Linked DNA regions of Homo sapiens: regions 1 and 2 are each linked to region 3. A link is a contact called in ENCODE Hi-C or POLR2A ChIA-PET data. All regions are on one chromosome and are shown on one strand. Each heading gives the region's core, a stretch centred on a gene start or an enhancer-like site at or near the end of the contact. The rest is flanking DNA. Distances are from core to core; before and after follow the strand shown.

Region 1 (2,979 bases), core at 1-2,500, 1.3 Mb after region 3:
CCGTGCCCTCCAGGTAGTCATGATCCCAGTGCAGGTCAGTGAGGAAGAGGATGCGGCTGACAGGGGCACCTGGGGCTGGGGGGCTAGGGGGTTTGGGGGGCGGCTTCGGCACAGTAGGCAAAGAGATGTTCCAAGATGAGAAAATGTCCCAGTGCCCACAGGTGGAGCCCAGGAGCAGGCCACAGGCCTCAGATGGGCTCAGCACTGAGCGTCTCCACACCTCCACCATGTCATCCTCAAAGAGGTGGACAATGGATTGGCACACGGCAGGTGGTGCTATCTTCAGCAGATTGCACAGCTTGATGGCCACGGAGCCCACGCGAGCCACATTGGGTTCCTTCTGCAGTGGGAGGAGCGCATGGTGAGAAATCAGAGGCAGAGCAGAGGAACCAGGCCAACCCCTGGCCACCACCCCTTGGGCCTCCATTTCCAAACTGGGGCTGGGCAGGACTCAGTGCACCAAGCTCAGTGCACACCTTTGCCTTCCAGATATTGCCCTGTAACTCAGGCAGCACCAGGCCATCGCTTCTTCTTTAGCTCAGCGGCCTGTGGCATGAGGCCTTTGCTTGGCAAGCTGACTTCCTCAGGCACTGTCTGCATTATTTTCTTACTTCACAAAGGTCACAATGGGGTGATGGTGGCATGTAGCCATGGGTGTCCCCAAAGGGGAGCAAACTCAGTGATGGATTGTAGATGCCACCCTCTCCATCAGGGATGCATTCTGAGCCCAGCGCACCAGCATCAGCCCCAGCCCCCAGCCCCAGCACTCCTTTCGGCCTCCTCCACTGCAGCCCCTTCAGTGCTCACCTTCAGCCCGAGGTTGATGGCGGTGAATAGACCTTTGCAGATTGGGCAGGTGAGGTTCCCCCACCCAAAGACATCTCGGAGCCGGGGCACTATGCGATGTAACCTGGCAGGATGGCCTTGGGGAGAAAGAGGGTGAGCCTCTGCCGGAGCCCAGAGAACCCGAGAGTCAGACAGAGCCAGCGCCAGCGCCAGCGCCAGCGCCAGCGCCAGCACCAGGCCCATCCAAAGGAGTCCGGGGGCTCCGGCGGTCCCGTCTTGTCCCTGCTCCCGGCCGGACCTGGGGCAGCTCTGGCGGAGTGACGCTCCGTAGCGGGGCATTGTCGCGCTTCCTACACGGGGCTGGTTCGTCTGTCCCGTCCCCCCCGGCCTGGACCCTAGCCAGCCCTCAGGGCCCCGGGCGGCGCCGGGGACACCCGATTACCCTTCTCTGTAGTCGGCTGACTGCTCCGCGGCCGGCCGCAAAGCAGCTCCGCCCCTTCCTCTTCCTCTGATCTCTGACAGCTGATCTCTCGGTGGCGGGCGGCTGTCAACGCTGCGGAGGCGGAGGGGGCGGGGCGCTCCCGGGACCGCCCCGATTCCGCCCCCTCTCCCTGCCCCCGCCCTGCCCCGGGCGCACGGGCTGCGGGGGTGGGGACTCTCCCTGAGGTCACCAGGGGCTCCGCCTTGAGGTCACAGCCGCGGGAGGCCGTGCTCGTGCTTTGGAGCTCCATGTGATGTGGTCGGTGGAAGACGTCTCCTTTGTCAGAATCCGCGCTCAGATTCCCGGAATAGCTGCCAGACCGACCCCAGCGTTTAGCCCGGGAAGGGGAGGTAGGAGAGAGCAGGGCGGGCAGGATCCTCCCACTGGGTGTGTTGCCTCTGACAGGAAGGCGCCTTCCCTCGATTCCCCATGCTCTGCCACTGGCACCAGCCCTCTTGAGTCACCCTGAGAATCACTCACCTGTGATTCAGATGAGGAAACAAACCTTAGAGATGGTGAAGAGACTAGGAAGCCGTAAAGACCATATAGCCGTGGGGGCCAATAACATGGGCGGGAACCCAATTGGGTCTCCCACCTCCGTGTATCCACGACAGTAAAAGCGAGCATTTATGGAGTTGTTTATGATGTGCCAAGCACCAACCCAGGCACTTTATAATTAATAATCTTCAATTCTCACAACAACCCTAAGAAGTACCTATTATATTGGGGCTCAGAAATCCATACCCAAAATATGGTGGTTTGACTTACTAAGTTAAGCCTTAAGGTGTGTCTGGCCTTCCTACTCCCGCGCCCTCTCTCCCAAAGCCGTTACCTAGCGTCCAGACCCATCAAAAGGAACAACGGTTTTTTTCTTCCCCTCCCTACAAAACCAAGAATATAATCACACCTGAACAGACCCCTTCACATGATAATGTGCTAGTTAATCTGTTCCCTGATCCATTCCTTCTCCCTCAGCAGAATTCCTCTTCCCCTCACTCCCACAACCCCCTTTGCCTGAATGACACCTAAGCTTCTGAACTCGTCTGGGAAGTGGGTAGTCACTCTGTGGTTCCCCGTGGACACATTAATACAATTTCTATGCCTTTTCTTCAATTAATCTGTTTTTTGTGGGTTGATTTTTCAGCAGAATTTCAGAGGGCGAAGGGAAAGTTTCCCTTGGTCCCTGCAAATACTATTATTACCCTCCTTTACAGATAGGATGAGGCACAAAGAAGTTAAGTGGCAGAATAGCAATTAAACCCTAAGCTGTTTGACGAGTGCTTCTGAGGAATCCTCAGAGCTATCAAGTCCTGTCAGTTCTTTCCTTTGATAATTTTTTACAAGTGTTTTTTCCCCCCAGTTCTGGGGACATCATCTCAGATAGAGTACTCACAGTAATAATTAGCATGCATTTTTAAGATTATGTACTATGAAAAACAAAACAAAACAAAACCTTTTTATCTAAGGAAGATGAGCCCCTTTAAATTATCAGGCCCAGACAGGCATTTAAAATGTAGCAACAGTCACTCTCACTCTTCTTTGAGCTAAGTAATTATCTCTTGAAACCACTTGCTATGCCAAGTAGCCATTAAATGCCATACACCTTATAGTTCAACAATGTATAGCCAAGCGCTAAACAATGTATAACCAGTGTTATTTCTGTAAACAATGAGAATTCCTGATGAACAACTTTTGTATTCATTTCCTCTCCT
Region 2 (2,751 bases), core at 252-2,751, 1.1 Mb after region 3:
AGTGTAAATTTTCACAGTCATACAAAGGGATTTGGGAACCACTGGTGTTGCCTGTTCTTTGGGGAGCCAGGCTGTGAGGGAAAGGCAATTGGCCAGTGTTTGAGAAGTTCATGAGATTGAGGAAATTAGAAAAAAAAAAAAAAGTTGTGGTCAAAGGGAAATGTTTCTGAGCATGATGCTAGTAAATACAGCTCTAGGATCCACGCTTAGTGGGAAACTGGAGGGATCAATGGACAGAGAGAAGTCAGATTAATAGGAGTGAGGAAAAACAATGGCTTGAAAAAACAGAAGGTTATAGTCTAAGAAAGCATTCTATAATTATAATTTCAAAGGTAGAGCAGTTTTGAGAGATAGCAAGCCCAATGCAGCCATGGGACTGGTTTGCTTAAGTGAAGTGAAGGTAATGCTCACTGGGTTTAATGAGATGAAGAAATGGAAGGTTAGGGTGTTGAATGGGTCTTTTACCTAGATATTTTGATCATCTAGGTCAAATGATCGCAGGAGTTGGGATGGACAGAAAGGTGAAGTGCCATAATCTTCAGTGTGGGAATATAATCTATAGGTTAATGGAAGCCAGTGGCCTGTAGGACAACAGCAGGAGTAGAGGGATCTATCTAAAAAGTATTGAGGTCAGAACAAGGGATTTCACATGAGTATTGGATTAATGGTTTTGGAAGTTAAAATGACACTGCTGACACCATCTTCCATATGGATTTTTGGGGGGAAAAAAAGGAAGACTGGAAGGGAATTGAATCCTCAGGGTTTTAACTCTCATTGAAAATCCTCTTGTAATGACCCCAGTTGGAAGTAGTAAACTCAGACCTCCTTGTGGGCTTTGAGTTACCATTAGAAGAAGCAAAGGTCCGTTTCCATTTTATCCACCTGAGCCCACTAAACAAGATGCAAGATTCCTCCATGGCCCTTAGAACAAAGTTGATTTCCTTGAAAACCTTGGGAACCCATAATAAACAGGACCCCAGCTGATTGTAGATCTCCTGGGAAGCTACTTAAAACTGGAAACTGATTTGAATAAAAGGATCCTGGTCTTGCAAAAGCTTTACTCTGTTCATAAATGTAGTCGTAAAATGAAGACAAAATTGATAATATGGGGACATAAAGGATAAAAGAGGAAAAAAATTTTTTCACTGCAATCTTTCGAGGCAGATCACTTTTATATAAGTCTCCATATTGTAAATGCAGAAACCTAGGCTCTGAGAGGTTATTTTGCTGATGTCATACAGCTAGGAAGAACCCCAGTCTGTGGGTCTCTACAGCCCACTCACTTGTGGTGATTCCCAGGGGACCAGGCTCAGGACGCAGGTGGGGAGCCCTGGGCTTACTCAGTGCTTGACTGGCCAGAGGGGAGAATCCGGGTGGCGGCCCCACCCTTGCCTAGCATTTGGGACCACCCATGCAAGGGAGGAGCCAGTACCGTCACTAGTTACTAGGCAGAGGGGTAGTGGTGGTGGAATATAGAGCTCATGTGATCCGTCACATGACAGCAGATCCGCGGAAGGGCAGAATGGGACTCCAAGCCTGGTGAGAAATTGAGAGGGCTCGGGAGAAAGGGATCACGTTGGAGGGAGCACACATTGGGAGGGTGGGAACACAAGGACAACGTAGCTCCCACTGAAACCCACCTGCTGCCCCTACAGCCTCCTAGGGCTCTTTGCCCTCATCCTCTCTGGCAAATGCAGTTACAGCCCGGAGCCCGACCAGCGGAGGACGTGAGTTGACTTAGCACAGACTGCCCCCTTCCCCATACCCTGTTCTGCCTCCCACTGTCCTGGTCCTAGCTTCTCTCACCCCCGTGCCAGCTCCTAGTACGCACTCCATAGCTTCATCTCTATGTTCCTAGCCTCAGTCCCCTATCATTCACCTCATGTGATCTGTATCTGCTCCTAGGATCCTCCCCAAGGTCTCAGCTCCTAATCTGGAACCTTCCATGACCAATATTTTCCATCTCCACCCTAACCAAAGCCATGTCCCTGACCCCTGACCCTACAGGCTGCCCCCAGGCTGGGTGTCCCTGGGCCGTGCGGACCCTGAGGAAGAGCTGAGTCTCACCTTTGCCCTGAGACAGCAGAATGTGGAAAGACTCTCGGAGCTGGTGCAGGCTGTGTCGGATCCCAGCTCTCCTCAATACGGTGCCTTTTGGGACTGAGGACAGGATGTGGGATGCGGTGGAGGGACACAGGGCTGGGTTGGGCATGGGATGGCGATCATGTCAGAGCCTGCCAAGACACTTGTGTTCCTCAGGCTAGAAACCTAAAAGGGGATGTGGTTCAGTATACAGGCTTTATGATCAAATACGAACTCAAATTCTGACTCTGCTACTTACTAGCTACCAGGCATCTAGTACAACTTACGTTCCTTCCCCTACCCTCAAATCCATTCTAATTTCCTCTTTTGTTCACATACTAAGGCTGCCAGTTCTAACTCCCAAAGAGCCTTTGGATTAATCTCCTTCTTGCCGTCTTTTGTTACGACCAACTCCGTTATTTATTCCCACTCCTGGACTACTGCCCAGCTCCCCAGCTGATCTGCAGTCTCCTCCCTCCACCCCACCCCTCACTGTACTCCCCCACTCTGCTTCAAAACAGTCTCTCCAACAGTCAAAATGGATTGGTTCCTTCTCCTGGTTAAAGCCCTTCACAGCAGGGGGAGTGTGTGCTTGTGAACTGCAGAGGCTGGGGACGGGGCAGTGTGACACTAGTGTGCATGGCAGGAAACAGTGACTCACCATCGTGT
Region 3 (2,996 bases), core at 93-2,592:
TCATTAGGATGGACCCTAATTGAATATGACTGGTGTCTTCATAAAAGGGGAAATTTGGACACAGGGACACACACAGAGGGATGAAAATGTGGAGACATAGGAAGAAGATGCCCCTTCTCCTAGCCCCTCTCCTACAAACCTAGGAGAGGCATGGAACAGATCCTTCCCTCACAGCCCTCAGAAGGAACCCACTCTGCCCACACCTTGATTTTGGACTTCCAGCCCCCAGACCTGCGAGACAATAAATTTTTGTTGTTTAAGCCGCTCAGTCTGCGGCACTTTGTTACAGCAGCCCTAGCAGAGTCAAACAGGTGGGGATCTGCTTCTGGGCTTCTCTGTTTCACACAGGTCCTGAGGCAAGAATTTGCCTTTGCCTGTAATCAAGGGCGAGCCGGGCAGCCAAGGTTCCGAAACGCACCGTGAAGACCCTCTAACTGTGCCTACTATTCTGCTCCCCTCCGATCGGCGCGGGGCTCTTGTCCTTCCTCTCTCCACCCAGCGAATGAATGAACGCAGGAGCGCTCGGAGTACACGTCTTCAACTCGGCGACGCCCCTGCTTCGGCCCCACCCCGCAAACACCCGCCCCGGACCAGGCCCAGGGTAGGCGCCCATGAGGTATGTCGAATGAATATATTCGCGCGCTCTTTGCAGCTGCCTGAATTCTTCCTTCCCCAGCATCCCCCTCCGCCCGGTCACCCAGACGGCCTTCTCCAGCCTTGCCGAGCTTAAGTAAGCTGAGGGGCGCTCAGTGTGGCAGCTCTGCGTGTGCAGGGAAGGGGCCAGGATGCAGAGGGGCAGCGCAGGAGCGAGGACGCCACGGCTCAGCGCCCCGCCAGCCTCATGATGGAGCGCTGCCCTGGGGGCAGGGCTGACCCAGAGCCAGCGGCTCGTGAGTGAGAGCCCCCCGACCACGGCCCTTCTCGGGGAGCGGGCCAGCCGCCGGGGTCCCAGCCTGCGGGGTCCGCCCGCGCTTTTGTCCTCCCGGGCGTGCGTGTCCGGGTCTCGGCCGGTTCCCCGTCGGCCAGGCGGAGCTGCGGGGCGACGCCACGAGTCTGCGGGCCCGCGGCGGGGAGCGGCCCCCGGCCAACCCCAGTTCGACGACGTGTTGGGCGTCTCACTCCGGGTGGGTTCCGCGGCGGGGTGTATTTATGGAGTATTGAAGAAATATCTCCGTCGGGACGGCCGGAAGGAAAGAGGCCAGAGGCGCGGAGGCCGGCTAGAGCCGGGAACGAACGTCCGACCGGGAGGTTGGGGGCCGGAGCGGGAGGCGTGGGGAGAGGTCGTGGGCGGGACCGCGAAGGGCGGGGAGTGGGGCGGGCCGGCTCGGATTCCGGAAGGCTGAGACTCCAGTGACCCGGCGGGAGGAGAGGCAACTTTCCCTGTCGGGCTTGAGTTGGGAGAGGAGCAGGGCGGCCTTGTAGGGTAGGGACAGATGCGGGGAGGCTCCCGAGTCTCTGGCAGTTGAGTGCCCAGGCCCCCTTCGCCCTGTCCAGGAGACTGTTGGGGAGTCCCCAGGCCCTAAGTCACGGGGCACCTCTTAGAGCTACGCACCCTAGTTCTGTCTTTAGGGACTGGGCCCCTCATTCCGGATTGTGTGTTAGGGGTGATGTCCTCCCCCTTCACCTCAAGGAAGGGACTTCCAGTGTATGAACCTTTGGCTGTAGCCAGGAGGGGCCTAGTGACCTGAGCACCCCAGGCCATGTGTGCTGCCTGCTCCAGGGGCCTGAAACATCCTTCCTGTGTGACCTGCAGCTGACCCCTCCCTACCCTCTGGTCCACGACAGGCTCTCCCAGCCGCCTTCTGTGTCACTACTGTTCTCTTTGCCTATTTCCTGCAGGCAGAGCTCAGCTCCTGTGCCTTTGGTGTGGGGAGGGTGTTCTGCGCCTGAGAGCTGCCCTGTCCAGGGCGGGCAAGACCTGAGGTGCTCTGTTCACATTGTGTCTGCCAGGACCCGTCCCTGCTCCTGACCATCACCGTCACTGGGGTCACTGTGCTCGTGTTGGTCCTGAAGAGCATGAACTCCAGGAGGAGAGAGCCAATCACCTTACAGGACCCTGAAGCCAAGTACCCGCTGCCCTTGATTGAGAAAGAGGTAATGGGTCAGCCCTGTGGGTGGAAGGCAGTAAGTGGATGATGGCTGGGATGGCAGGGCATCCAGACAGTCATCTCATGGCCTCCAGTTCACTCCCCGCCGCCCTGTGTGTGTGTGTGTGTGTGCTGGAATAGCGCCAAACGGACCTCCTTTCCCAGGCATCTCAGCTGCCCAGCAAGGCTTCTAGAAAGCTGACAGAACCTGCCTATGTTTTGTTTTATCAGAAAATCAGCCACAACACCCGGAGGTTCCGCTTTGGACTGCCTTCGCCGGACCATGTCTTAGGGCTTCCTGTAGGTGAGCCGGGCTTGGGTCATCACCAGGACTGGGGCCTCTGGGGGCTAGGCCCTCCTCTCTTAACAGAAACACAGGTTTCCCACGTCCTGAGGTGTGGAAGATGCCCTCTTGCTCCTCCTGAGCCTGTGAGCTCAGGGAGATAGATAGGGGGATGGATGTGGGACAGAAAATTTCTTTTCTTCATTATTCCAATTGGGCTGACACGAGAGTGGTACCTCAGTGAGCATTGAAAAGAACTGAACCTAGAGCCAAAAGGCCTAAAATCTCATGGAAGGCTCCTTGCTGGGGAACTTAAGGGAAGTCCTTCAATCTCTCTGAGCCTCAGTCTATGAAATGGGATTTCCCAGGCCTGCCTGTCTACCTCACTTGGGTTGTTGTGAAAGTAGAGTGACTGATGGATATGAAAATTCAGAAACTACAAAGTATTGTGCACCTGGGAGGGATGGGAGGAACCAGTGGTCGGGGAAAGGCCCAGAATGTGCGGGTAGGCAGGAATGAGTCAGGTGTGCCCTGCCCCCAAGGTCACTTAGATTCTCTGCAGGGGCCTCAGACCCACATAAGGAGGGACCAGCCCTACGAGTTGCAGATTCCAGCCCTAGGAGTCC

What was found. Hi-C counts contacts between places; a loop is a spot of excess contacts on that map. ChIA-PET counts read pairs that join two places held with the same protein, here RNA polymerase II (POLR2A). Pooled maps may share reads with other maps.
Region 1: a map of A673 shows a loop between it and region 3 (12-fold over the local background). The contact joins the promoter of SMPD1 here to the promoter of CYB5R2 in region 3. A Hi-C loop is called at or near these places in 1 of 168 maps with a recorded cell type or tissue (A673) and 2 of 50 pooled maps. POLR2A ChIA-PET finds 5 or more read pairs at or near these places in 1 of 52 experiments (WTC11).
Region 2: a loop to region 3 is called in a pooled map, with 4 times the contacts of the local background. The contact joins the promoter of TPP1 here to the promoter of CYB5R2 in region 3. A Hi-C loop is called at or near these places in 6 of 50 pooled maps. POLR2A ChIA-PET finds 5 or more read pairs at or near these places in 2 of 52 experiments (AG04449 and activated CD4-positive, alpha-beta T cell).

What each region holds. Positions count from the first base shown.
Region 1 is chr11:6,388,745-6,391,723 of GRCh38, reverse strand. SMPD1 (sphingomyelin phosphodiesterase 1) reads right to left here and starts at 1,250. Exons shown (of 6, transcript NM_000543.5): 1 at 808-1,250; 2 at 1-340. The coding sequence starts at 1,125. It overlaps LOC124902624 (a long non-coding RNA gene), which reads left to right and starts at 1,368. Exons shown (of 2, transcript XR_007062573.1): 1 at 1,368-1,617. RefSeq lists a silencer at 1,034-1,533.
Region 2 is chr11:6,618,172-6,620,922 of GRCh38, reverse strand. TPP1 (tripeptidyl peptidase 1) reads left to right here and starts at 1,501. Exons shown (of 13, transcript NM_000391.4): 1 at 1,501-1,539; 2 at 1,656-1,727; 3 at 2,008-2,147. The coding sequence starts at 1,523. RefSeq lists an enhancer at 1,131-1,180 and a silencer at 1,731-1,780.
Region 3 is chr11:7,671,846-7,674,841 of GRCh38, reverse strand. CYB5R2 (cytochrome b5 reductase 2) reads left to right here and starts at 1,342. Exons shown (of 9, transcript NM_016229.5): 1 at 1,342-1,423; 2 at 1,951-2,094; 3 at 2,319-2,391. The coding sequence starts at 2,017. RefSeq lists a silencer at 830-1,039 and enhancers at 1,560-1,659, 1,680-1,729.